3 separate regions of the Homo sapiens genome follow, and regions 1 and 2 are each linked to region 3. A link is a loop called in an ENCODE intact Hi-C map of the cell type or tissue named here. Cell type or tissue: heart left ventricle. All regions are shown on one strand. Each heading gives the region's core, and the rest is flanking DNA. Links, peaks and the distances in the headings are about the cores only.

Region 1 (8,452 bases), core at 2,570-5,069, 64 kb after region 3:
AAGGTTGCAGTGAGCCGAGACCATGCCACTGCACTTCAGCCTGGGCGACAGAGTGAGACTCCGTCTCAAAAAAATAATAAAATAAAAAAAATAAAAGCAGGGTAGACTTGTAAACTGCCTGTACACTGCATGTGATCTTCACCTAAACACAAATCTGTCAGTTAAAAAGTAGAAGCTTTATTAGATCAAGATGTTTTAAGCACAACTTCTGACCACTCACTGGCTGACCAGTAAGCTATGATGGCCCAGGGTAACCCTTAGGAAATTAGGCATGAAGTGAAAACAATGATAACGACAATAATAATATTAACTGAGCAGAAACATTAGCTGCTGCATGTTGTGAGGGAGCCAGATTCCACAGAATTAGTTCATGCAAATCGCTAAACAAACAAGCAAAACAGAAATCAGAACAACCTGCAGTTGAGGGGGACCAGAATTCAAACTTGGTATAGCACATTATCTAAAATGTTCAGTTTTCAACAATTATGATATGCTACGAAACAGTAAGTATAACTCATACACAGTGGAAGGGGAGGATGGAAGCACTCAATAGAGACCACCTCTGAGGGGGGCCAGATGTTTGATTTACTAGACAAAGACTAAATACATTCAAATAACTAAAGAAAATAATGTTTAAATAATTAAATGAAAGGATGACAACAATATTTCATCAAATAGAGAATACTGATGAAAAGAGAGAAATTATTAAAAAGAACCAAATGGAAATTCTGAAGTTGAAAAGTACAGTAATTGGAATGAAAAATTTATTAGAGGGGTTCAATAGGTTTGAGATAGCAGAAGAAGAATCTATGAACTTGGAAGTAGATTCAATCTAAAGAACAGAAGAAAAAGAATAACAAAATGAACAGAGCTTCACAGACCTGAAGGATACCATGTGTATAATGAGAGTACCAGAATGAGAAGAAAGGTGCAGAGAAAATATTTGAAGAAATAATGCCCCAAACTTCTCAATTTGATGAAAAACCTAATCTACACATTCAAGCAGCTCAACTAATTCCAAACAGAATAACCACTGACATATCATGGATAAGTCATAGTAAAATTGTTGAAAGCCAAAGATCAGGGCTGCCTTTCCCATCACTACTTTGAAACTCTTAATTTCTGAACAAAGGGACTTCACATTTTCATCTTCACTGGGTTCTGCCAAAGACAAAGAGAAAATCATGGAAGTATCAAGACAAAAATAACTCATTATATACAAGGGAACCCACAATTATGTTAACAACTGAATTTTCATCAGAGTGAAGGCCAGAAGACAATAGGATGACATATTGTAAGAACTAAAGGAAAAAAGAAGAACCTGTCAACCTAGAATTCTATATTCAGCAAAGCTCTTCTTTGGAAATAAAGGCCAAATAAAGATATTCCAAAAAACTAAACAAACAAAAAAAACCGAGATAATGTGTTCCTAGCTGACTTGCCTTACAAGAAATACTAAAGGAATCCTTGAGGATGAAGGAAAATGACAGCAGATGATAACTCAAGTTCACATAAAGAAACAGAGCAGTCTCAAAGGTAGTTTTTGTAAGTATTAAATATATGTAACAATAAAAGACAGTATAAATATCTTTCTTTTTTCTTTTTTTCTTTTTTTTTTGTTTTAGATATAGATCTTATTATGTCACCCAGGCTGCAGTACAGTGGTGTGATCATAGCTCACTTGCAACCTCAAACTCCTGGGCTCAAGCCATCCTCCCACTTCAATCTCCCGAGTAGCTAGGCATGCACCACCCCACCTAGCTAACTTTTAAAAAAATGTCTGTAGAGACAGTGTCTCATCATGTCTCAAATTCCTGGCCTCAAGTGATCCTCCTCCTTTGGCTTCCCAAAGTGCTAGGATTAAGGGTGTGAATCATTGGACCCAGACTGGTTTTTTTCTTAATTGAAAATGCAACTATATGAAATAATTATAAAACTATTGTTGAGCTTATAAAATATAAAGATGTGACGTAGATAACTATAATAACACAAAAAAGGAAGGAGAGAATGAAGCTCTAGAACAAGGAAATGTTCCAAAGAGTAACTCCAATCTATGAGAAGAAATGAAGAGCAACAAAAATGGTAAATAGTTACAGATTTCAATATTTCACTCTCAATATTTGATAAAAACAACTAGACAGAAAAACAGCAGGGATATAGAAGACTAGAGCAACACTAGCAACCAACTTGATCTAACTGATACCTATAGAACACTCCACCCAACAACAGCAGAATTCTTTTTAAGCACATATGAAACATTCTACAGGACACGCCATAAGCTAGGCCATCAAGCAAGCCCAAATGAATTTTTAAAAACAGAGGACTGAAATATTACAAAGTTTATTTTCTGGCCACAATGGAATTAAATGAGAAATCAACAACATGAGAAAATTTAGGGAATTTAAAAATATTTAGAGATTAAACAACACAGTTCTAAATAAGCCAAGGAAAAAAGCACAAGCAAAATTGGAAAATATTTTTAATGGAACAGAGAAAAAAACTATCAAAATATATGGGATGCAGCTAAAGCAGGATATATAGGAAAAATGTGTACCTTTAATCACACCTTCAATAGAAAAGAATAATCTCAAATTGATAATGTAAACTTCCACCTTAATAAGCTAGAAAAAAGTAACCAAACTCAAAGAAATCAGAAAGAAGGAAATCATAAAGATCAGAGAGGAAATCAATGAAATAGGAAACAGAAAAGCAATAAGAAAAATCAATTAATTAAAAGTTGATTCTTTGAAAAGATCAAAATATTGGCAAAACTTTATCTAGGCTGATGAAGAAAAAACTGAGAAGACACAAATTACCAAAAATAATGAAAGAGGAGACATCACCATTGACCTTATAGAAACAAAAAGAGTTGTAAGAGAACACTAGGAAGAACTTTATGCTAACCAACTAGACAACTTAGATGAAATGGACAAATTCCTAGAAATATAAAAGTTGCCAATACTGATTCAACAAGAATATAAATTCTGAATAGACCTATACCAAGTAAAGAAGTTGAATTTGTAATTTTAAGTCTTCCCACATGAAAAGAATCCCAGGTCCAGTTGTTTTCACTGGAGGATTCTATAAATCATTTAAATAATACTTAATACCATCCTTAATGAACTCATAAAACAGAGATGGAAGGAATATTTCCCAACTCATACTATGAGACCAGTAATAACCTGATACTAAAACCAAAGACATCAAAAGAAAATTGCAGACCAATGTTCCTCATGAGGTTAGATGCAAAAATTCTCAGCAAAATATTAGCAAACTGAATCTAGCAATATACAAAAAAAAAATGCTATATTATTACCATGTGGAACTTATCCCAGGAATGCAAGGTTGGTTTAACATCTGAATTATCAGTTAACATAATACACCATATAATAAAGCACAGAGCCAGAAAAAGCATCATCTCAACATCTCAAAAGACCAGAAAAAGCATTGCACAAAATCCAATACCCATTCATGATTTAAAAAAAAACAGCAAGATGTTTGAGACTTATGATGAAAACTTTAAAAGTTGTAAATGTTGATGGAACATTTGAAATACAAATATTGCATTCAAGAAAAATAAACTTTGACCCAAGGATTAATAGCAAAATAAATATTTGTGAATATTTCAAGTATAGTCAGACTATAAAACTAGTGTTCTGATATGTGGATAAGCTCTGAGATTAATGTGGTAAGAGTGTGGTTTAATTTGCTTAGAATGTATCCACATAACTCCATTATAACCAGTTGAAAAAATGAAAACGAATACACATATATTTCTACATTATAAACAAATTTGTTTTTAGTTGAATAGTTTTAAATGAACTAAAGAAATTCACCATTTATTTGATCATAATTTAAACATCATTTTTGTTTTAAAAGTACATTTTTTAAAAAGCAATCAGCTGTTCATGGGATTTAAGAGTCTCTAACATGTATTTACTTCTTTACATAAGGTTTGTAGCCAGCCCTCTAAGGTTGATAAGTAATATTTAAAATTGTAGAGTCTTGCTTTGTCGCCCAGGCTGGAGTGCAGTGGCGTGATCTCAGCTCACTGCAACCTCCGCCTCCCTGGGTTAAAGTGATTCTCATGCCTTAGCCTCCCAAGTGGCTGGGACTACAGGCATGTGCCACCATGCCCGGCTAATTTTTGTATTTTTAGTAGAGACAGGGTTTCGCTATGTTGGCCAGGCTGGTCATGGACTTCTGGCCTCAAGTGATCCACCTGCCTCGGCCTCCCAAACTGCTGGGATTATAGGTGTGAGTCATCGCACCCGGACTAGAATTTTTTTTCTATAATTCCTCCGAGCTTTTTTTTTTTTTTTAATAAGGAAGAAACAGTATCCTTGAAATGGTATTGTTTGGGATCTAAGTAGTTATTTAAGTTTAAACAATGTACAAATTAAAATGATGTCAAAATACAAGAACAAGGGGCTGTTTAAGTCATCATACATAGGCAATCTTGTTTATTCCAAATTGATAAAATTCAGGTGGGGGGTGACCCCTCTGACTAAATTTGCAAGGGACTGATACATCAGAATGTCAATGGTTTCATTTACCAAGCAGAACATCTTCCTGCAAGTGGGTTATATATCTCTATTCCCCTAGAATATTCTGTTTCCCAGCATTAAGACACTGGGAAAGTGAGTTGCTAATCAAAAGGTTATTTGGCTCTGAATCACGATCACAGAAAGAAAGTTTGATGATCTTAGAGATTTTTCCTGAGGGTAAGGGAAAAGCCCAAAGAACTAACTCTTCTCCAGGACAGAGTAGGTCTTTCTGGTGATAAAAGGCCACGTCCACCAGATACAGTAGCTGTTAACATTGAAAAGTGCTGCATCAACCTTAGCAAATGTGTATACTGTCAATTGCCCCTACTTTAGATTCCAAGCATTCATTAAATAAGAGAATTCACTTAGAGGGAACTCCACTGTGATTTCACATCATTCAGTTTCAGTGTGATTGCTTTGCAGCCTTTTTTAGGAGCATTTCTCTCTGAGGATGACCTTGCTTGGACTTGACTGTCTCAGGTTTCCTTCAGAACATACTGTCGCACTAACTCTTGGGACACTAACTCTGCAAGCCATTACAAGTTGATTGTAACCAGTTTCACTCTCTAATTTTTTGAAATATCAATATATGGAGGTGACACATTCAGAAAACCAGTTCTCCATTAAGCTTTTAAGTTCCCTTCATAAATCTTATTATTCTATTTTAGGAATAGCTCTCAGGGGACTTTGATTAATATTTTATCCCATTTACAAAACCAGTTAAACAACTTTAAATGTTAAACAGTGTTCATATAATATAGTTTTATTTATTTTTTTATTCACGCTGTGGATGTTTTGTGATCATTTCGCTACTTTTACTTTTTCTACTTTTATAAAAATCACAGCTACAGAAATGTAAAATAGTACAATGTTCACACATACACCCTTCACCTAGATTTGCCCATTATCAACATTTTGCCACATTTGCTTTATTTCTCTATAAAATTTTTTTTCTGAGCCATTTGAAAATAAGATGTAGATACCATGACATTTCATCCTTCAGTGTTTCAGCATGTATTTATGGGAAACAAAGACATTTTCCTAGATAACCACAAAGTAATTATCTCATCTAAGAAAGTTAACATTGATACAATAACAGTGTGTAATAAGAAATCCATATTAAATTTTACTTAATTTACCTAATTATTCCCAAAATGTCTTTTAGAGGTTTTTTTTTTAAAATCTGGGATCTAATCACAGATTATGAATTGCATTTGGTAGTCATGTCTCAACAATCAGTCTTCTGCTTGTGCTTGCTTTCATGACTTTTTTTTTTTTTCAAATGAGACAGGGTCTCGCTCAGTTGCCTACACTGAAGTGCAAGTGGCACAACCCCAGGCTCAAGCAATCATCCCAGCTCAGCCTCCTGAGTAGCTGGGACCACGTGCATGTGCCACCCCACCCAGCTAATTATTTTATTTTTTGTAGAGTCAGGGTCTTGCTGCTCAGGCTGGTCTCAAACTCCTGGGATCAAGCCATCCTCCCCGCTTGGCCTCCCAAAGTACTGGGATTACAGGTGTGAGTCATTATGCCTGGCCATGACTTTTTTTTTTCTTTTTTTTTTTTTTTTTGAGACAGTTTCGCTCTTGTTGCCCAGGCTGGAGTACAATGGAGCAATCTTGGCTCACTGCAACCTCCACCTCCCGCGTTCAAGTGATTCCCCTGCTTCGGCCTCCTGAAGCTGGAGATCACAGGCACCCACCATCATGCCTGGCTAATTTTGTGTATTTTTAGTAGAGACAGGGTTTCACCATGTTGGCCAGGCTAGTCTCGAACTCCTGACCTCAGGTGATCCGCCCAACTCGGCCTCCCAAAATGCTGGGATTACAGGTGTGAGCCACCCTGCCTGACCGACATTAATATTTTTGAAGATTCAGACCAGTTGTCTAATAAAATGTTCCACAGTCCAGATTTGTCTTACTTCCCCATGATTAGATTCAGCATAAACATTTTGGCAAGAATATTACATACAAGCAGTGTGCACTTCCAGTGGCATCCAGGACATGGGGAAGAACATATTAAATTGTCCCATTATTGTGACTACATGGTTGGGGTCGTATTCATCAGATTTATCCGTGTAAAAGTACCTCTTCTCCTTTTTAAATGAGGTGGTACTTTGAGAATACATGTTTCATTTCTTAACTTCCCACTCAATGGTGAAAATACCTTAATCAATTATTACATTTGGTGGTAGCAAAGTGGTACTTTTCTCACTCTCTCTTTCTGCATTTTTTTAGGGGCACTCTTCTATAAAGATGCTGTTGTTTTTTTTCTCTGCACCCTCCCCAACCTCTTTTTCTTTGAAATCCCTATGGAGTTCGATTCTCTTTCTATTCAATGGTACCATCTTATCTTTTTGATACTCAAATTTTGCCAGATTTGGCCAATGAGAGCCCCTCCAAATTGCCTCGTGTGTCCTTTGTCATGTACGAATCATTCCGAACCAATTGCAAAAGTACAGGATTTCCTAATTGTTTTACTGATCGAGATTTATCCTATCCATGGCTCCAGCAAAGGTATCCTTCAAGCCACACAGGGTCTTTGGGAGAAGGCTAGATACCTGAACAAAATCAGGCTTCTCTTTTATGAAAGTTAAAGGGTAAGAGCCGGTGGGTTTAGGCTGGGTTGATAGTCAACAGCTCAGCAAATTTGATGTGATCATGCATTTTAAAAAACATGAATCAGCAAATTCCAATCCCAAGAACACTGCTGGAGCATTGGTTATTTTCCTATCTAGCAAGCCAGTCTTCAGAAACTTCCATCTCTCCATGGGTCTCTAGAAGTCAATGTTGTTTTTTGAGGGGGACAGCCCTTGCCTTTTTGAACAGTTAAGCAGAAGATCTATTTGCAGAGGTCTCACAGAACCCCAGGGGCTTAGTTAAGGTCGTCTACCCTGGCAAGTACCTAACATCAGCCAGTTCATTTCTAAGAGATGAGGTTTCATTATGTTGTCCAGACTGAAGTGCGGTGGCGCTCCACAGACGCAATCACAGAACACTGCAGCCTCGAACTCCTGGGCTCAAGCAATCCTCCTGCCGCAGCCTCCTGCGTAGCTGGAACTACAGGTACACACCACCATGCCCAGCTAGTTCTTTAATTTTTAACACAAGTAGCCTAAGGATTTTCCAAACCAAACCAGTTTAGAATCAAGTTTATTTCTGGACAGTCTCCAAAGACTGGTGGGTTTTATGGTTTTTCCAAAAATTACAAATGTATGAGTGTGAGAACATGACAGCCTGGTCAGTCTAAATCCCTAAGAATCTTTCTGACAAATGGAACCACAACTCCAGGGAGACTGTGAATTCAATCCAAGGCTAGTCTTCCAGAAAATACGCCATATACCACAGTGCTGGGCATGGATTCCCAGGTTACCAATGGAAATACTTGTCACAGTAACACCACCAAGAATTTCTATCTCAAGTCTGTCACCGTATTTTTGTAAACCTTAACAAAAACTTGTATTTTTAATTTTAATATGCAATTAATTTTTTCCTTAAGTTGTATATCAGCAGATAACTTACTGGTGTTTTAGATCAGCTTTGTAAGTGTAATCTTTAAAGACAGTTTAATATTTAACACCTGTTTTAAAATACATGCTGTATGTGAACTAACTAAACAAAAATTTATTTTTGAGGTACCTTATACCCACGGCAATTTAAATGATCAAACTACAGATTAAAGTACAATGATATCAGACATATGTTGGTGCCTCCCTGCATTCATATTTTTCTTTCCCCTCTCCAACAGCCCTGGGTCTCCTTGGAAGGGACCCATATGGTTCTGAAGTTGATTCACTGCCTTGGCCCCAGTGACTGATCAAGAATGGCCATAGAACCTCAGCCAATTCAACTGGAGTGAATCTCAGGGCTAGTCTGATAATGCTGAGACATGTTTTCTTTTCCCTG
Region 2 (8,452 bases), core at 3,031-5,530, 56 kb before region 3:
AGAAGAGCTTTCTCTAAATATTTACTCTGTCAGTGGAAAAATAAACATTTTTTACATCGGGTCTATTGAGTTTGTTATATACAGTAAAATTCACCCTTTTTAGATATATAGTTTTATGAGTTTTAACAAAAATACATAGTTGTGTAACCACCACCATCACAATCAAGATATAGAATATTTCAACATCCCAAAGTTCCCATTTCCCTTTTCAGTCAATCCCTTCCCCACTACCCCTAGCCCCTGGCAACCATTATCTGTTCTCTCTTCCCATAGTTTCACCTTTTCCAATTTGTCGTGTAGAGTTACACAGCTCATAGCCATTTGAGTCTGGCTTCTTTCCACATAATGTCCTTGAGATCCATCGGTGGGTACACCAGTAGTTCCATTTTTTTTCTGAGTAGTAGTCCATTGTATGGATGTACTGCGGTTTATTCACCAACATATGGGTTCTTTCCTGTTTGGGGAGATTACAAATAAAGCTACTATAAAAACTCGTGTGGATGTGTGCTTTCACTTATCTTGAGTAAATATCCAGGAGTGGGATTACGGGATCGTATGGTAAATATCAGTTTAACTTTATAAGAAACTGCAAAACTGTTTTCTAAAGTGTCTGTACCATTTTGCATTCCCATCAGCAATGCATGAGAGTTCTAGTTGCTCCACATCCTCACCAGCATTTGGTATCATCAGTTATTTGCTGGTTTGCTTTAATGCTTGCCATTCTTATAGGTGTATAGTATCTCACTGTGGCTTTCTTTTCAGTCTGTGACTGAATACCTTCTCGTGTGCTTATTTGGCTATCTTTGTCTCTTATTTGATGAAGTATGTTCAAATCTTTTGCTCATTTTTTTTCTTTCTTTTTGTGAGATAGGGTCTTGCTCTGTCACCGAGGCTGGAGTGCAATGGTGTGATCACAGCTCACTGAAGCCTCGATTTCCCAGGCTCAAATGATCCTCCTACCTCAGACTCCTGGATAGCTGGGCCTAGATATGTGCTACCGTGCCCAGCTAACTTTTTAATTTTTCTGTAGTGAGAGGGTCTTGCTATGTCATCCAGGCTGGTTTCAAATTCCTGACCTCAAGCAATCCTCCCACTCTGGCCTCCAAAGAGCTGGGATTGTTTGTTTTTAATTGTTTTCTTATTGAGTTTTGAAAGTTCTTTATATATTCTGGAAAGTGGAATAAGCATGTTTAAAGTTTTTAGAGCATTTCTGTAAGTATCTGTTATGATTAGAAAAAAATGAAGACATAATTTTTCATTTTTTAAAAAATTATGTTTCAGGAGATGTACACCAGTAGTGTTTATTCAGAGTACATTTTTCCACATTTACACAGTGGGACTCCCAATGTCAGGGCCCAGTTCTGAGCTGCCATGTCCTAGAATTGTCCTATATCCTTATGGAATGCAGCAGTCACCCTCCTAGGGGCCCATTCTCCCGTGGAAACTGAGTTTTGTAACACACATGCTGATATAAATGTGTTTTATTGGTCGGGGAACTGTGAAATGTCTTTCTTTTTTTTTTTTTTTTTTTTTGAGACAGAGTCTTGCTCTGTCGCCAGGCTGGAGTGCAGTGGCATGATCTCGGCTCACTGCAACCTCTGCCTCCCATGTTCAAGGGATTCTCCTGCCTCAGCCTCCCCAGTAACTGGGACTACAGGAACCCACCACCACGTCCAGCTAATTTTCGTATTTTTAGTAGAGACGGAGTTTCACCCTGTTGGCCAGGATGGTCTTGATCTCTTGACCTCGTTATTCACCACCTCAGCCTCCCAAAGTGCTGGGATTACAGGTGTGAGCCACCGTGCCCAGCCCATGAAATGTCTTTCTATTGATATTTTCTGATTATTTTATATATTAAGGAGAATATTATAATGAGTGCTGGGTGAGGGAAAAAATAAAAACAGAGTGCAAATGCCATCATCCTCTATGCCTGGCAAGGGAGACAGCAAGCATCCCCGGGACAGATTTTGTTGGCATGAGGAAAGTTGTTTAATCACATCAGTGTAAGTCCAGTTGGTTTGTGTTGGTCTGGTAAATATCATATGGTAAATATCTGTTTGTTGTGACCAGAGCACAACAAACATGCCTCTGCAGTTGTCCCTTAGTCCACAGAGCCTGTGCTGGGTGACAAGAAAGGCCCCAAGAGGGTCAACAACTGGGAGCTTCTCTGAAGGATTAAGATTCCCCAGCAGGGAAGGATACCCAGGGTGCTAAAGGTGCACCTGGGCTGATGGCCTGACGTGGAAGGTTTGTGGGAGAGATTTGGGGCTGGACAAGTGGATGCTCCTGCACATCCAGCCGCCTCTGACTCAGCTCTGGAGACAAAGGCAGAGCATGTGAGTGAGGGAGGTCTGATTTTAACCCTGAAGCCCAAGCCTCCCCTCGGGGGTAGAGAAGTATGTGTATGCATAAGACCAGTGCCCAGCAGTGAGCAGAGGCCATGACTGAGGCAGGAGACAGGGACTGTAGTCCCTTCAGGCTACTGAAGTCACTAGCCTTCCTCACCCTCTCTGGGGCATTTGGAAGGAGAATGTGTCTGCTTTGGACCAAGTAAGATGTTGGAGTTTGTAGACGACTGGTGGGGGAGGCTTCAAATGTGAGCAGTTTGACATATGGGAGCTCCAGCTATTAATATTAATTGGAAAAATGATGAGCTGTGACTGTGTTTATACTTGCAGCTAGTGAAGCCGACTATGCCAGAGACAGGCAGATGTTGGGAAAAAAGGAATCAGGGCATTATGAACCTTACCCGAACCAGCCTTCCCAAGAGCAGGTACTCTTGAAAATATAAAACTCCAGTCGAATTTCATCAGCCTTCACATAAAACTTCACGGCTCTCTGTTGTTCGTGGAATACAGACCAAAGGCTTTCAGATGGTCCTCATGGCTCCCCACCCTCCAGCCTCATCTCACGCTACTCTCCCCACCTCCAGCTGCACTGGTCTCTCCAGTGCACACACTGCCTACCTTGGGGGCTTTGCACATGTGATTTTCTCTGACTGCAGCATTCTTCCTGGTTTTTCCCTTGGTTAGATCCAATTCACCTCTCAGTTCAAACAGCACTTCCTCAGGGCAGCATTTCCTAACTGCCCTTTCTCCCTGAGACCAGACTGGTCCCCTTTTTAGGGGTGCTTAGAGATGCTGGAACTTATCCTTTGTGGCATTATTCCAGCTTGTAATGATAAATTTATTTTAGAATTTGAATAGGACCTGTCTCACCACCACACACACACGCACACACACACACGCACACACACACACGCACACACACACACGCACACACGCCACTGTATCCAGCAGGCAGCATGATTCCTGGCATATGTGGATGCTCAAGAAACATGTGCTGAATGAGTGAATGCAGGTGATATGCCCTGAACCCTCAGGAACACCCTTAAACCTCACTGCCTCGCCGTCATCCCAACTTCCTTACTGCGTTTTCACACGCTGACCAAAGTCCAGACAAGGCTACTATGTCCAAAGGAGAGATTTCAAAGCAGAATTCATAAGGCAAGCTAAAGGAAACAAAACTGAAGAAGCGATTTCATACAGGTGAGCCCAAGGCAATACCCTGTGAAGAAGCAACAGCACATGGTAGACTGAAATATGAGATTGTTTAGAAATTCCTTCAAGAAAAGCAAAATCTTGAGCTGACAAGATCAAGAACTCATGCTCATATCTGGGTTCCCAAAGGAAGCAGGAAAAATAAGAACCTCTAACAATGCCTTAGGGAGTCAAGGAAAATGAAACTGGCTGGGTGCGGTGGCTCACGCCTGTAATTCCAACACTTTGGGAGGCAGAGATGGGCAGATGGCTTGAGGTCAGGAGTTCGAGACCTGCCCACGGTTAGGATGACTTTGTGGATAGGCGGTCATGTTTATATCTAGTAATTTTTGCTTCCTCCAAGGCATTCTGCTTTCAGCTGTAAAAAAATGCTATGAACTAGAGTTAAACTGATTTGGATAGGCAGAGTCAATGACGGAAATATTCTTTTCATACCACAAATCTTTTCATTAGAATCAGATTTAGTCCCAAATTAAATAGTAAGTCATAGAACTTTGCATTGAAAACTTTATATCTATGATGGTTAATTTTATGTATAAATATGACTAAGCCACAGGATGTCCAGATATCTGGTTAAACATTATTTCTGCCTCTATGAAGAGACACACATTTGAATCAGTAGACAGAGTAAAGAAGACCCACCCTCACCAGTGTGCAGGCATCATCCAGTTCGTTGAGGGCCAAATACAATAAAAAGACAGAGGAAGGTTGAATTTTCCTCTCTGCCTGACAACTTGAGCTGGGACATCCATGGATTCTGTCTTACCCTCTGTGCACCTTGTTCTCAGGCCTTCAGACTTGGACTGAAGTTTATACCATCAGCCCTCTGGTTCTGAGGCCTTTGAACTACACCAACAGCTTTCCAGACAACAGATCTCCAACTTGCAATAGATCATAGGACTTCTTGGCCTCCATAATTGCACGAACCAATTCCTTATCATTAATAACTCAATCAATCTCTCTATATATGTGATGGTTAATACTGAGTGTCAACTTGGTTGGATTGAAGAATGCAAAGTATTGATTCTGGGTGTATCTGTGAGGGTGTTGCCAAAGGAGATTAACATTTGAGTCAGTGGACTGGGAGAGGCAGACTCACCCTCAATCTGGGTGGGGACCATCTAATCAGCTGCCAGCACAGCTAGAATATAAAGCAGGCAGAAAAACATGAAAAGACTAGACTGGCCTAGCTTCCCAGCCTACATCTTTCTCCCATGCTGGATGCTTCCTGCCCTTGAACGTCAGACTCCAAGTTCTTCAGTTTTGGGACTCGGACTGGCTCTCCTTTCTCCTCAGCTTGCAGACGGCCTGTTGTGGGACCTTGTGATTGGGTGAGTTAATACTTAATAAACTCCCTTTTATATATTTGTCTATCCTATTAGTTCTGTCCCTCTAGAGACCCCTAATACATTATATATTACATATATACATATAAATACATATATAATACATATAAAATATCTATCTCTATGTATGTATATTTCTCTATATACATATATTTATATGTGTGTGTATATATATGCATGTGTGTATATATATATATACACACATGTATCTACATGTATATATATGCACACACACATCTATCTATAGATCTACCTCTCTCTTTCTTTCTCTATCTATGGTTCTATTTCTCTGGAGAACTCTAACATTACATCCTTAGATTGTAACTTGTTGGCGCTATGCCCCCAAAGAGATTCCTTTCTGTGATAAGATGACACTGGTTATCCTTTTTTAGCACCTAGAGCAAGTGCAAATACGTGTGCAATGTCAGAAGGATGGGCAGCCCACTCAGTAGCTGATGGGCATTTGTCCATTATTGCTGCCAGGCCCTGTGGATCTGTGTTCATGACCATATGTTCATTATAAATAATGAAATCACCATCATGACATGGCTGAGAGATCTTTAAACCTGAACAAACAATTACAAATACAAACCCACACACACCATGTCTGAGCATCCATGGATGGTGTGGACAATGAGCAGGCATCCATGGACTAGAGGACATTCACCAAGAGGGACAGATGGTGACCACTGTTCTTCAAGAACACTACAGTCAGTCATAGGCCCTGTCACCCAAGCCACTTCTGTTTCCTGCTCAGAGAAAAGCAGCTACAGTGTAGCACCTGGGCTAGTTATTTGAAAAGCAAAGGAGTCACTCCCCCTTTGCTCCACTTGCCCGCCTTCCCCATGCTTATTTCCCTTAAGAGTTTTAATGAAAGGTTATTCAACATCAGCATACGCAGAGAGTCACAAAATGACTCATTTTAAAATACATCACTTTATTGAGTCAGTATCATGTACATGAGGGAAGGTTCACCTTTTTACATCTACAGTTCTATGAATTCTGACAAATGCATGTAGTCATGCAACCACCACCACAATCACGACATAGACCATCTCCATCACTGTAAAATGTTCCTTCCTGCTCCTTTGTAGTCAATTGTCTTCCCCACCTGAGCCCCTGGCAACAACTGATCTGTTCTCTATCCCTATAGCTTGGCCTTTCCCAGAATGTCACATAAACGGAATCATACTGTATGTAGTTGTTTGGATCTGGCTTCTTTCACTTAGCATAATGGCATGTTTTTGCATGTATCACTTGCTTGTTCCTTTTTATTGCTAAATAGTGTTTTTTTTTCTTTGCCTCGTTGTATTAGAATTTGTTTATCCATTCACCAGTTGAGTGACAGATGGATTATTTCTGGTTTTGAGAAACTATGAATAAAACTGCTGTCAACACTCACTGTGGGTTTCTGTAGTGACAGAGCTTTGTGGACATAAGTTTTCACTTCTCTTGGGTAACTAGGAGTGGGACTGCTGGATTGTGTAAGTGTCTTAGACTGTTCCAGCTGCTATAACAAAATACCGTAGGCTAGGTGGCTTATAAACAGTAGAAATGTATTTCTCACAATCCTGGAGGCTAAGTCCAAAATCAGGGTGCCAGCCTGGCCGAGTTGTGGTGAGGGCCCTCTTCTGGGTTGCAGACTGGCAAAGTCCTGCTGTACCCTCACATGGCAGAAGGGCAAGACAGCTCTCTGGGCCTCTTTTATGAGGACACTAATTCCATTCATGAGGGCTCCTCCCACCTCATGGCCCCACCTCCTAATACCATCTTCTTGGTGATTAGGTTTCAAAATATGAATTTGGGAAGACACGGACATTCAGACCACAGCATGTGTGTTTACAACACAGCAATGCATGGAAGAGCCAATGGCTCCGCATCCCCCCGGCATTTGGTGTTGGCCACAGACTGACTCTATAAGCAGTTTAAAATAGTTGCTAATGATAAGAAGTTTGTTTTATTTGTTTGTTTTCCTAAAAGCACAGCTTCTATAGGTTTTAGATCTATCCAAAGAAGTTAATAATGAGATAAAGTATGCTTCTGGGTAATTGCACTCTTACATGATGACTTTTTCCCTCTTATCATTTAATTAAGACTTTTACAATCAACATCCTTGATACCAAAGCAGTAGGTAGGATAGCAATTGGTTCTGTGTTCAAGAAGTGTTTTTAAACATTCAAATGAGCTTGCATTGTCATTAAAAGAAAGCTTTCCACTTCTTAGTGCTGTTTTGAAATGAATGTAAAGATTCCTGTGCTCTGGGAAAAAGCAAACCCATAATTAGAACAATGGCAGCCTTGGACTGTTCTCATTTCTCTTCCAGGAAATGGTTTTTTAAAAGTTATTGGTCTACATGATGCATATGGATTATCTTCTTTCAGAATGACGCACAGCCAATTTAGAATACTGAGTTGCCCCAAATTTCCCTATAACTCCCTTCACTGCCCAATCCAACCGATTTTGTTTTCTACTCAGTACAAACATGCTACAAACTAATTTTAAATCATTAGCATTGTCCAAATGGAACATAATTAGAGAATTAACACTGTTACAAAAATAATTACGTAAACCAATATAAAGACTAGTACTCATAGCTTCAGGTGTTCACTGTGTTTGGAGCGTCAGTTTTACAGTTCTTCATTCGCCTAGGAAATTGAAAATAAAATGTGTTCGTTCAGCAACAGTGTGACAGCGGAAGACACAGAGGAGGAGAGCCACTTGGGGTAGGACTCCTCTGCCCTCTTTGGCCTGTTGTCCAGCAGCGGTTCACAAGCCAAGTCAACACTATTTGTAAACTCAGCACTTTACAAACAAAACACAGAGACTTCTGTGCAGGCTTTTGCTAATTGTCCTTAGCAGCATTGTTGAATGTTTGAATTATCAGATAGACCGGGGCTGTGGGCTTAGTTTCCCTAGAATGGCTTCTAGATGTCTCTCTTGAGGTCCTCAGGCCTGAGGGCTGTGCAGGGAAGAATGAGAAGCTGTGATTTAGGTCCTTGATTGGAAACTACTGAAGCCCCATAGAAACAGAAAGGTAAAAGATGAAAACTTTGCAGGACGCAGTACTGTTCACTATAGCCTCCAGGATTCCAGCAAAATTATTTGTGTCCTCAATGATTGACCCCAAATAAAAGAGAACAGTAGGAGGAGAGAATGGGACTAACATTAGTTAAACTTAACTACTATGTGCTGATCATTGCACTAGAGTCTGTTTCATAAATTTTCAAATTTAATCCTATCAGCCATCTTATGAATGAGATATGATCTCCCACAGGTACTTATAGCTGGGGAACCTGGAGGTCAGAGAGGTTAAGTAACTTGCTCATGTTGCTATTGTAGTGGCCAAACTCAAAGTCCCTCCAGACCTGACTCCAAAGCTTGTTCTCTTCCCACTACCCCACAATAGCCTCCCCAAAGACCTGACAGCATTCCTTAAAAATCCTACCCTCACCAGCATTGCCAAGAAAATCCAAGATGCCCAGTTAAATTCTCAGATAAAGAGCTAGTACTTTCTTAGTATTTATATGTCTCAAATATTGCATAGGA
Region 3 (8,452 bases), core at 2,205-4,704:
CACTGCTGCTTCCCCTTCCACCACGATTGTAAGTTTCCTGAGTTCTCTTCAGCCATACAGAACTGTGAGTAAATTAAAACTTTCCTTTATAAATTACCCAGTCTCAGGGAAGTTCTTTATAGCATGTGAAAACAGACTAATACAAACAGGGTGCTTGTCAGAAGGCAAGATTCCTTGACTCCAACCAGAAGAGGAACTCAGTAGGCCGGAGTGAGGCTTTGGAGGCTGCAGTTTTATTAAGCACACAGGTGATTCTGATGAACATGAGCCCAGGTCCACACCTGGGGAAGCACAAGGGCCACACCTGATGAAGTGAGTCAGGGATTAGTCTACTGAGGGCTAGAGTCTGTGCCAACCTGCAGGAGGGGCTGCAGGTATTATTACTTGGGGCAGGCACTCTGACTTCAGCTCTGGGTTTACTTGTGATGCCCTTTGTGATGGTTAATATTGAATGTCAACTTGATTGGATGGAAGGATGCTAAGTATTGTTCCTAGGTGTGTCTGTGAGGCACCAAAGGAGATTAACATTCGAGTCAGTGGACTGGGAGAGGCAGACCCACCCTCAATCTGGGTGGGCACCATCTAATCAGCTGCCAGTGCAGCTAGAATAAAGCAGGCAGGAGAAGGTGGAAGAGCAGACTTGCTGAGTCTTCCGGCCTTTATCTTTCTCCAGTGCTGGATGCTTCCTGCCCTCAAACATCAGACTCCAAGTTCTTCAGCTTTTGAACTCTTGATCTTACACCAGTGGTTTGCCAGAGGCTCTTGGGCCTTTGGCCACAGACTGGAGGCTGCACTGTCGGCTTCCCTACTTTTGAGGTTTCGGGACTCGGACTGATCCACCACTGGCTTCCTGGCTCCTCAACTTGCAGACAGCCTATCGTGGGACTTTACCTTGTGATCGTGTGAGTCAATTCTCCTTAGTAAACTCCCTTTCAAATATACATCTATCCTATTAGTTCTGTACCTGAAGAGAACTCTGACTAATACACCTTGACCTTGAAGGAAGCAGAATTTTCTTTTTGAGTTGAGTGACTGTAGCCCCCAAAGTTCCTAGGACAGTTTTGTGCAAGAAGTCATGAGGGCCTGGACAAAACCTCACAGCCTCTGGCTGGAATTCTGCATTTAGGGACGGAGGCCTGATTCTCCCACTGGGAAGAAAGGTGCTGAAGCTCTACCCTAGCCACGTTGGGAAGGCAGCGTCTGCCCTCCTTAACAAGACGTTTCCTACTAACTGCAACATGCAGGTTTGTATGAGAACAGTGCTGAGTGCTGACTGAGGCAGCTGACACCAGGAAAACGGCACGATATCCAAGAAGCAGCTTGTTGCCAAAGCTTAAGGCAGCAATAACAACTCTGATTTATAACAGGGACTATTTGTACATAATTACTAAATATTGATCACACATTCAGCAGTGTGCCTAAATTAAAGACAAACCAAATCTCATAACAGCACCAAAAGAATCTTAGTGCAAACAGTCATCATGTAGCCCTTTTCTGCAATAATTTAATGGGCTTTTATAGAACTCTCAAGTGTACTCAAAAGTGTGATTGCTTCCTGGCACCATCCTCTATGACCCTGCAAAGCCCCCAGGACCTGCCCTCCATCACCTCTGAGACCACCCCCACCTCACCTAATTTGCTGTTTACCCACCCATTGACTTTTTTTTTTTTTAATTTTTGCAATTCTATTTTCTTTTCTTTTCTTTTTTTTTTTTTTTGAGATGGAGTCTCACTCTGTCACCCAGGCTGGAGTGCAGATCTCGGCTCACTGCAAGCTCTGCCTCCCGGGTTCAAGTGTTCAAGTGATTCTCCCTGCCTCAGCCTCCCGCGTAGCTGGGATTACAGGCACCCAACACCACGCCCAGCTAATTTTTGTATTTTTAGTAGAGACGGGGTTTTGTCATGTTGGCCAGGCTGGTCTCGAACCCCTGACCTCAGATGATCCACCCACCTCAGCCTCCCAAAATGCTGGGATTACAGGCGTGAGCCACCACACTCGGCCAATTCTGTTTTCAAATTTCAATTTTGTCTTTTTCAAAATCTAGGTAATTTTTGTGATCTCTTATTGCTTGATTATTTTTGAGATTCCTTTTTTTCAGGTTTTAAACATTTTATCCACTGTTATTTTGTATTTTGAGTCTGATAATTTCATTACCCGAAGGAAGGGGGTTTAATTCTGTTGTTGATTGTTTTTGCTGATTCTCACTCATGGTAACCTGTTTGCTTGTGTTTTTCATGTTATTTGATTCTGAACTCATTTTGTTGATCTTAATGTATGGGAACCCTGAGAACCTAAGATGGCGATGCTTTTATCCAAGGAGGACTTGGGTTTGCTTCTCCTGAGAGCCGGGAGCACTATCCCAGCCGAACGAGAGTCTCCCTTTCTCTTCCCCACTCTGTTTCACTGCAGCCCATGGCTTAGCCCAATCAATGCACGGCTAATCCTGGCATCTCAGCTCTAGGCAACTCTGTCTTTTATATTTGCTTGTTCCCCACCAATCTAAATAACAAACAAAGAGAGGCTGTCTAAAAGAAAAGATGTTTACTTGGGAACAGAGCATTGCAATGTGAATACCTGTGCCATAGGTAAACCATGTGCATATTCAGGGAGGTAAAGGAAGAGAAGGATTTTTAAAGGAAAAAATGAAGGGGATTACATAATTGTTCTGAAATACTTATCCCTGGCTAAAAGATCAACAACAAGGGTGACACCCGTCCAAGGCTGGAGAGGCAGTTGCTGGGCAGACGTCCTTACAGAAGCATTTGTTGTATAAGGCTGTGACGGTCTTGGTACAAAGTTGTGGTCTCTGTAGTCTTTCGTGGTCAGGCATACAAGTGTGAGAATCCTCTCTTCATGGCCTTCCTTGGATCTGTTTGTCAGAGTTTTCTTAACCTTAGTGACTCCATTTTGCTTCTGACAACTTTCACATCCCCAATGTTCCCACTTTGGAATCATCTCACTTTTTCCTCCCATACTTAATATCACCCCAACAATACAATAAGGAGTCTGTTTTTTGCAGGAGTTAGCTATTGTATGCAGCACCGCTAGACTTGCTTTCCCTCTGTTTCCATTGAGTTGTTGCTCTGTGTTGGGGGTGGGGTGGTGCAACCACTGTGTCATCCCTCTCTGTTATCTCTGAAACACAGAGCTTAGTAAGTAGGAAGGGTCCTTTATGTCACTACTGATTTGCTGGTTAATAGCTAAACATCAAGTCAGGCAAATTAACATGCTTCCCAGTTATGCCCTTTCTAGTCCTATGTGGTGTGGCCTTTGCTAATTATTTGCACTTCCGTTATTCTGGAGCGCTTCCTCCCTTCACTCATAAGTGATTAATGCAATGTTGCCGGTACAGCTTCGCCCACCACCACCTCCAACTGTTGCCAACTGTGGTTTGGAGAGGCTGGGCCGGCATCCCGGAGGCCTGTTTGTTTGTCCTAGTATTCATTACTAGTTGGCTCTCCTCCCATCTGCTGCCAATGCAGAGTTATTTATATCAAATTGGAGAAGCCTTGGTGAGCTCCGCTGTGATAACTCACATCCTCAGAATGCCTTTCATCCCAAAGGACTTTACACGTGGTATCCTCGCAGGAAACCCTTTCCCGCTGACCCAGGGGTAAATCCTGGCTTCCCTGGGAAGTGGCAGCTGCTGGTCCATCTGCTTGGCTGATAAGGCCTTTGCACTCAGATTAAGAGCCCTGGCCCACAAAACGTGCGGTGGAACTTGCCCAAAGAGGTCGTGACAGCTGAGTCACAGGGAATAGCACTGAAACTGCGATCCTGGGGCATGGAGAATGTCTATGAGGGGTGAGCCAGGGTGCTGAGTCATGCCTCTCCGCCTGGCACTGACTTGCTGAGTGTCAGAGCTTCCAGAAGGTGACACTGCTTAGAAGTCACCAACCTTCCCACTGCCAGCCTGGTCCATGAGCTCTGCACTTCTGAGGCTGACATGCCATCCCCTCCAAAGGATTTACTGTCATCAGTATCACATTTGGGTGATAATTCATCAGCTCTCATTTTTTCAACCAATATAGGTTCATTACATCCAGCGTTTCACCGTTTGACACAGGATAGAGCTCAAATGAAGGGCTTGTGATGTTCTGGCAGCAGTCTAACTCAATTAACAGATTAACACGAGTCCACAGGCACAGGTCTCCAAAGAAATTAGATCGCTCCGAAAGAAATCAGGCTGGGGTGGGAAGGTCAATCATCATTTTAAATGAAACTGAGAAAATTATTGACAAATTTGTGCTCTTGTTGGGGCTTCCAGCAAGTAGTATCAGAGGGATGACTTTGGGAAAAGAGCCAAAGAGAAAAATATATGGCCTGGCAAAATTTTTTATGGAGAAAATATTTTTTTAATTTCATTTTTTTTCTATTTGTAGTTTTTTATTTCTTTTCTCTTTTTTTTTTTTTTTTTTTCTTTTTTGAGAGTGTCTCACTCTTACCCAGGCTGGAGTGCAGTGGCACAATCAGACAGAGTTCACTGTTACCTCAACCTCCTGGGCTCAACCAATCTTCCCGCCTCAGTCTCCCGAGTAGCTGGGACTACAGATACATACCACTATGCCTGGCTAATTTTTTTTTTATTTTTAAATGTTTTTGTAGAGATGGGGTCTCGTTATATTACTCAGGCCAGTCTTTAATTCCTGGTCTCAAGCAATCCTCCCACCTCGGCCTCCCAAAGTGCTGGAATTATAGGCATGAGCCACTGTGCTCAGCCAGGAAATAAATTTTTAAATCAAATTTATTGACAGGTTGGCCATACACTGTCTAATCAGTGCAGGGAGGTGATCATGCAGTTGAGGGAAACTGCTACCAAGAAGCCTACCCCATCCCATAGCCTCCAGGAAGGAGTTTTTGCCAGGGGAATATCAATATTGCACCACCAGACCAGTGTTGAAATTCAGTGGGTGCAGGGAGATGGCAGGTGTGGGCGGTAAATTTCAAAACACTTATTTTGAAACGCCCACGATGCCTGGATCACAGATCCTGTGGCTGGCAGAATAACCAGTGCTGTTTACACATCCGTGGAGGGTGAATCTTCTTCTCCGGCTATCAGAAGAGCATTGCATGCTCTGTAAGAGCAAAACTCTGGTTGCTTGGACTTTGTCTCTTAAATGCAGCACTTGCCACAGTATATTCTCACTGGTTAAAGTTTTCCCCCTCCTCTTACAGATTCCTTTCTCACTCTCTGAAGTTTAGTTAGAATCAATATCACAAGTTGGACTTTTAACTCAGGACAAGTAGATGTTAACTGTTCTGTCACTTTCATTTCTGGAGAAAGGGAAATAGATGGGGGTTTGTAGAATCTCCAGGACTGGCTGAGCTCTTTAGTAGAGAAACTAGTTTTGTAGACTAACAGTTGATGCCCCAAGATAAAACAATATACATCATTTATATCCCACTTTTGTTCATTTTGGACGTTTTAAGAGATTTCTTTTTCATTTGATTTTTATCATAGTATATTATAAAATCAGGAATAAAAAAATTAAAACCTTTGAAATTTGATTGTTATTTCTGTTTTTCATGTTCTCAAGCCTTTTGATGCCCTTTTCACCTTAATTATCATATATATAATATATATAGAGAGAGAGAGAGAGAGACAGGGCCTCGCTTTATCACCCAGGCTGGAGTACAGTGGTGTGATGATCTTGGCTCACTACAGCCTTGACCTCCCGGGTTCAAGTGATCCTCCTGCTTCAGCCCCTCAAGTAGCTGGAATTACAGGCACATGTCCCCATGCCCAGCTAATTTTTTAATTTTTTAATTTTTTGTAGAGATGGAGTTTCATCATGTTGCCCAGGCTGAGCTCAAACTCCTGAGCTCAAGTGATCCATCTGCCTCCCAAAGTGCTGGGATTACAGGTGTGACCCACCTCACCTGGCTGCCTTCTTAATAATCTGCAATTGACCTTGCTTCTTATTTCACCGAGAAAATAGATGGCATCCGAAAAGAACTTGCCTGTCCCACCTCCCCGTCTACTATCCTCCTGTGTCTGTCCCGAAATACTGTCTGTTTGCTCCATCACTGTAGTGAACTGTTCCTCCTCCATGTACAAATGGTGCATCCCTTCCCACTTACTCAAAAATGTCGCTCCTGTGATCATCTAATCTGCTCTTTTTTCTGCACTAGATTATTCCCATGAGTACACAAACGTGCTGTCAGCGTTCTCATCTTAAAAAACCCTCTAGGCCAGGTGCAGTGGCTCATACCTGTAATCCCAGCACACTTCGGGAGGCTGAGGCAGGTGGATCACTTGAGGTCAGAAGTTCGAGACCAGCCTAGCCAATATGATGAAACCCTGTCTCTACTAAATATACAAAAATTCGCCGAGCATGGTGGTGGGCACCTGTAATCCCAGCTACTTGGGAGGCTGAGCCAGGAGAATTGCTTGAACCTGGGAGGCAGAGGTTGCAGTGAGCCAAGATTGCACCACCGCACTCCAGCCTGGGTGACAGAGCGAGACTCTGTCACAAAACAAAACCCAAAACCCTCTTGACCCCATGCCCTCCTCTAGGTACAGACCCATTTCTCAGCTTCCCTTTACAGGGACTTCTCCATTGCCACCTCATTTCCTCCCGTTCTCACTGAAACCCTCTCAAACAGGGCTTTTGTTCTCACAACAGTGAAACCACCAATGCCAATGTTGATGTTGATGGTGATGTCCAATGTCTGGGCTGAGGAAGGCCACAGCATCTGTGGCCAGTGGTGTCTCCTCCAGGTCAGTTCTGCAAAATGCCTTGGGTCATTTTTCCTGCTTCAAGAGCTCTTGTCCAAACCTGGTTCTTCAAGCCTCTGTGTCACTGGCACCCTTTCAATAAGTTCTATTTTGGTTTAAATGAACTAGAGTTGGTTTCTGAGGCTTGTAGTAAAGAGTGCTGAACTAATAGACTGGGGAAATCAACTGACTTGGTTCTGTACATAGAGTCATTTCTAAACTAGACAATTTGGGAGATTTCCCTGGGCCCTTCACCAGGAGTCGGGGAAGTGTTGTGGTTCCATCTGTCAATGGTTGAAGAATGGTCTATCACCACCATCCAGACCAATCAGCCTCTCCTCTGGATGCTGCCCCTTAGTGACAGCTTTCTCCCTTTTAGGGTCGACTATCATGTTCATTCTGTCCAGATTTGATCATTCAAAAACTTAAGCAGAGTGGGTGCGGTGGCTCACACCTATAATCCCAGCACTTTGGGAGGCGGAACCCTTGAGCCTAGGAGTTCAAGACCAGCCTGGGCAGCATAGTGAGACCCCATCTCTATTAAAAATACAAAAATTAGCCAGGTGTGGTGGCTTGTGCCTGTAGTTTCCAGCTACTCAGAAAGTTGAGGAGGGAAGATTGCTTAAGCCTGGGAGGTCGAAGCTGCAGTGAGCCTCAATCACGCCTCTGCACTGTAGCTGTGAGACAAAGTGAGACTCTGTCTCAATAAATAAAGTGTACGTACAAAGGAATATTATGCAGCAGCAAAAATGAGTGAACCTGAGCTACATGTTCAACATGAATAAGTTTCATAGATATCCGGTGGGACAAAAAAGTAGTCTGCAAAAGGATGTATACTGTATCCTTACAAAAGCTAAAAATCACGGGAAGCAATGCTACATTGTACCTAGGAATGCATGCATCTGTACCGAAGTATAAAGAAATACATGTCAATGGTGAGCACTAAACTATGAATAATTAGTATTTCTGGGAACAGGGGTGTGAAGGTGAAATGTAATAAACGGGCACGAAGGCTCACTTTATTTGTAAGGTTTTATTTAACAAGCTGGGTGGTGGGTACGCCTTTTCACATATCTAAAATATTTTGTAGTAAAAAATTAATGAAACAAAGGGATTAGGAAAGAGGGGTCAGCCAGAGAGGTTTTCCCAGGTCACTTAGGGGCGCCTGTGGGTCTTTCATGCACTTTTTTTTTCCAAAAGTGGCCTTGAGATCAATTAGGGCACGGATTTGGCCAACATTTCCACCAGCATTGCTCAGTTTCCTGGTGCATGAAATAATGATTCTGTTGATACTAAATATCTGCCTCCTGCAACTTATATGGCATGATTTGTTGCGAGGAAATGTGAGCAGCTAACAATCAGCTTGGTTCATTTCATCTCTTCCTTTCCCATCTCCTTCCTGTTATGGGTTTATTTAGGGAAAAAAATAGGTAACTGCTTTCTGGCAACGCTTTCTTCTCCCTGGGTTCTTGGCCATGTACTCACTAACCTTCTCCAGTAGGAGTAGGAAAATAAACCCCCCAAGACATTTGAATAAAAGGGGATGCAGCTATTGTCAGCTCAGTGACACAGAAATATTGGGAAAGTTAGTTCTATATCCTCTTCATACCAGGACACTGGTTGTTGACCTCTCACTCCATGAAGAACTGTCTGCCCAGATGTTGGGCAGCTGTAATACAAGCGAAAGACTTCACTAGGATGTGGAAGGGAGACAGTAATAAATTAGCAGTATT

Evidence for each region. A loop is a pair of places that touch in the nucleus more often than their neighbours do. Peaks named below come from ENCODE experiments on the same cell type or tissue, not always from the same donor. Only the 100,000 strongest peaks of a DNase experiment are listed, where the experiment ranks them.
Region 1: it touches region 3 in a loop (1.8-fold over the local background); 25 of 110 quality-filtered maps call a loop at or near these places.
Region 2: a loop joins it to region 3, with 4 times the contacts of the local background. A loop is called at or near these places in 2 of 110 quality-filtered maps.

What each region holds. Positions count from the first base shown.
Region 1 is chr18:62,511,413-62,519,864 of GRCh38, forward strand. No RefSeq gene overlaps it. Among named protein-coding and RNA genes, the nearest start is that of ZCCHC2, 7.4 kb to the right of the region's middle. RefSeq lists an enhancer at 7,330-7,499. In heart left ventricle, for the core only: no CTCF peak of the experiment used is centred there; no DNase peak of the experiment used is centred there.
Region 2 is chr18:62,390,798-62,399,249 of GRCh38, forward strand. It overlaps TNFRSF11A (TNF receptor superfamily member 11a), which reads left to right. Exons shown (of 10, transcript NM_003839.4): 10 at 1-491. Among named protein-coding and RNA genes, the nearest start is that of TNFRSF11A, 70 kb to the left of the region's middle. In heart left ventricle, for the core only: no CTCF peak of the experiment used is centred there; no DNase peak of the experiment used is centred there.
Region 3 is chr18:62,447,496-62,455,947 of GRCh38, forward strand. No RefSeq gene overlaps it. Among named protein-coding and RNA genes, the nearest start is that of ZCCHC2, 71 kb to the right of the region's middle. In heart left ventricle, for the core only: no CTCF peak of the experiment used is centred there; DNase peaks (open chromatin) are centred at 3,412 and 3,696; H3K27ac peaks cover 593 bases.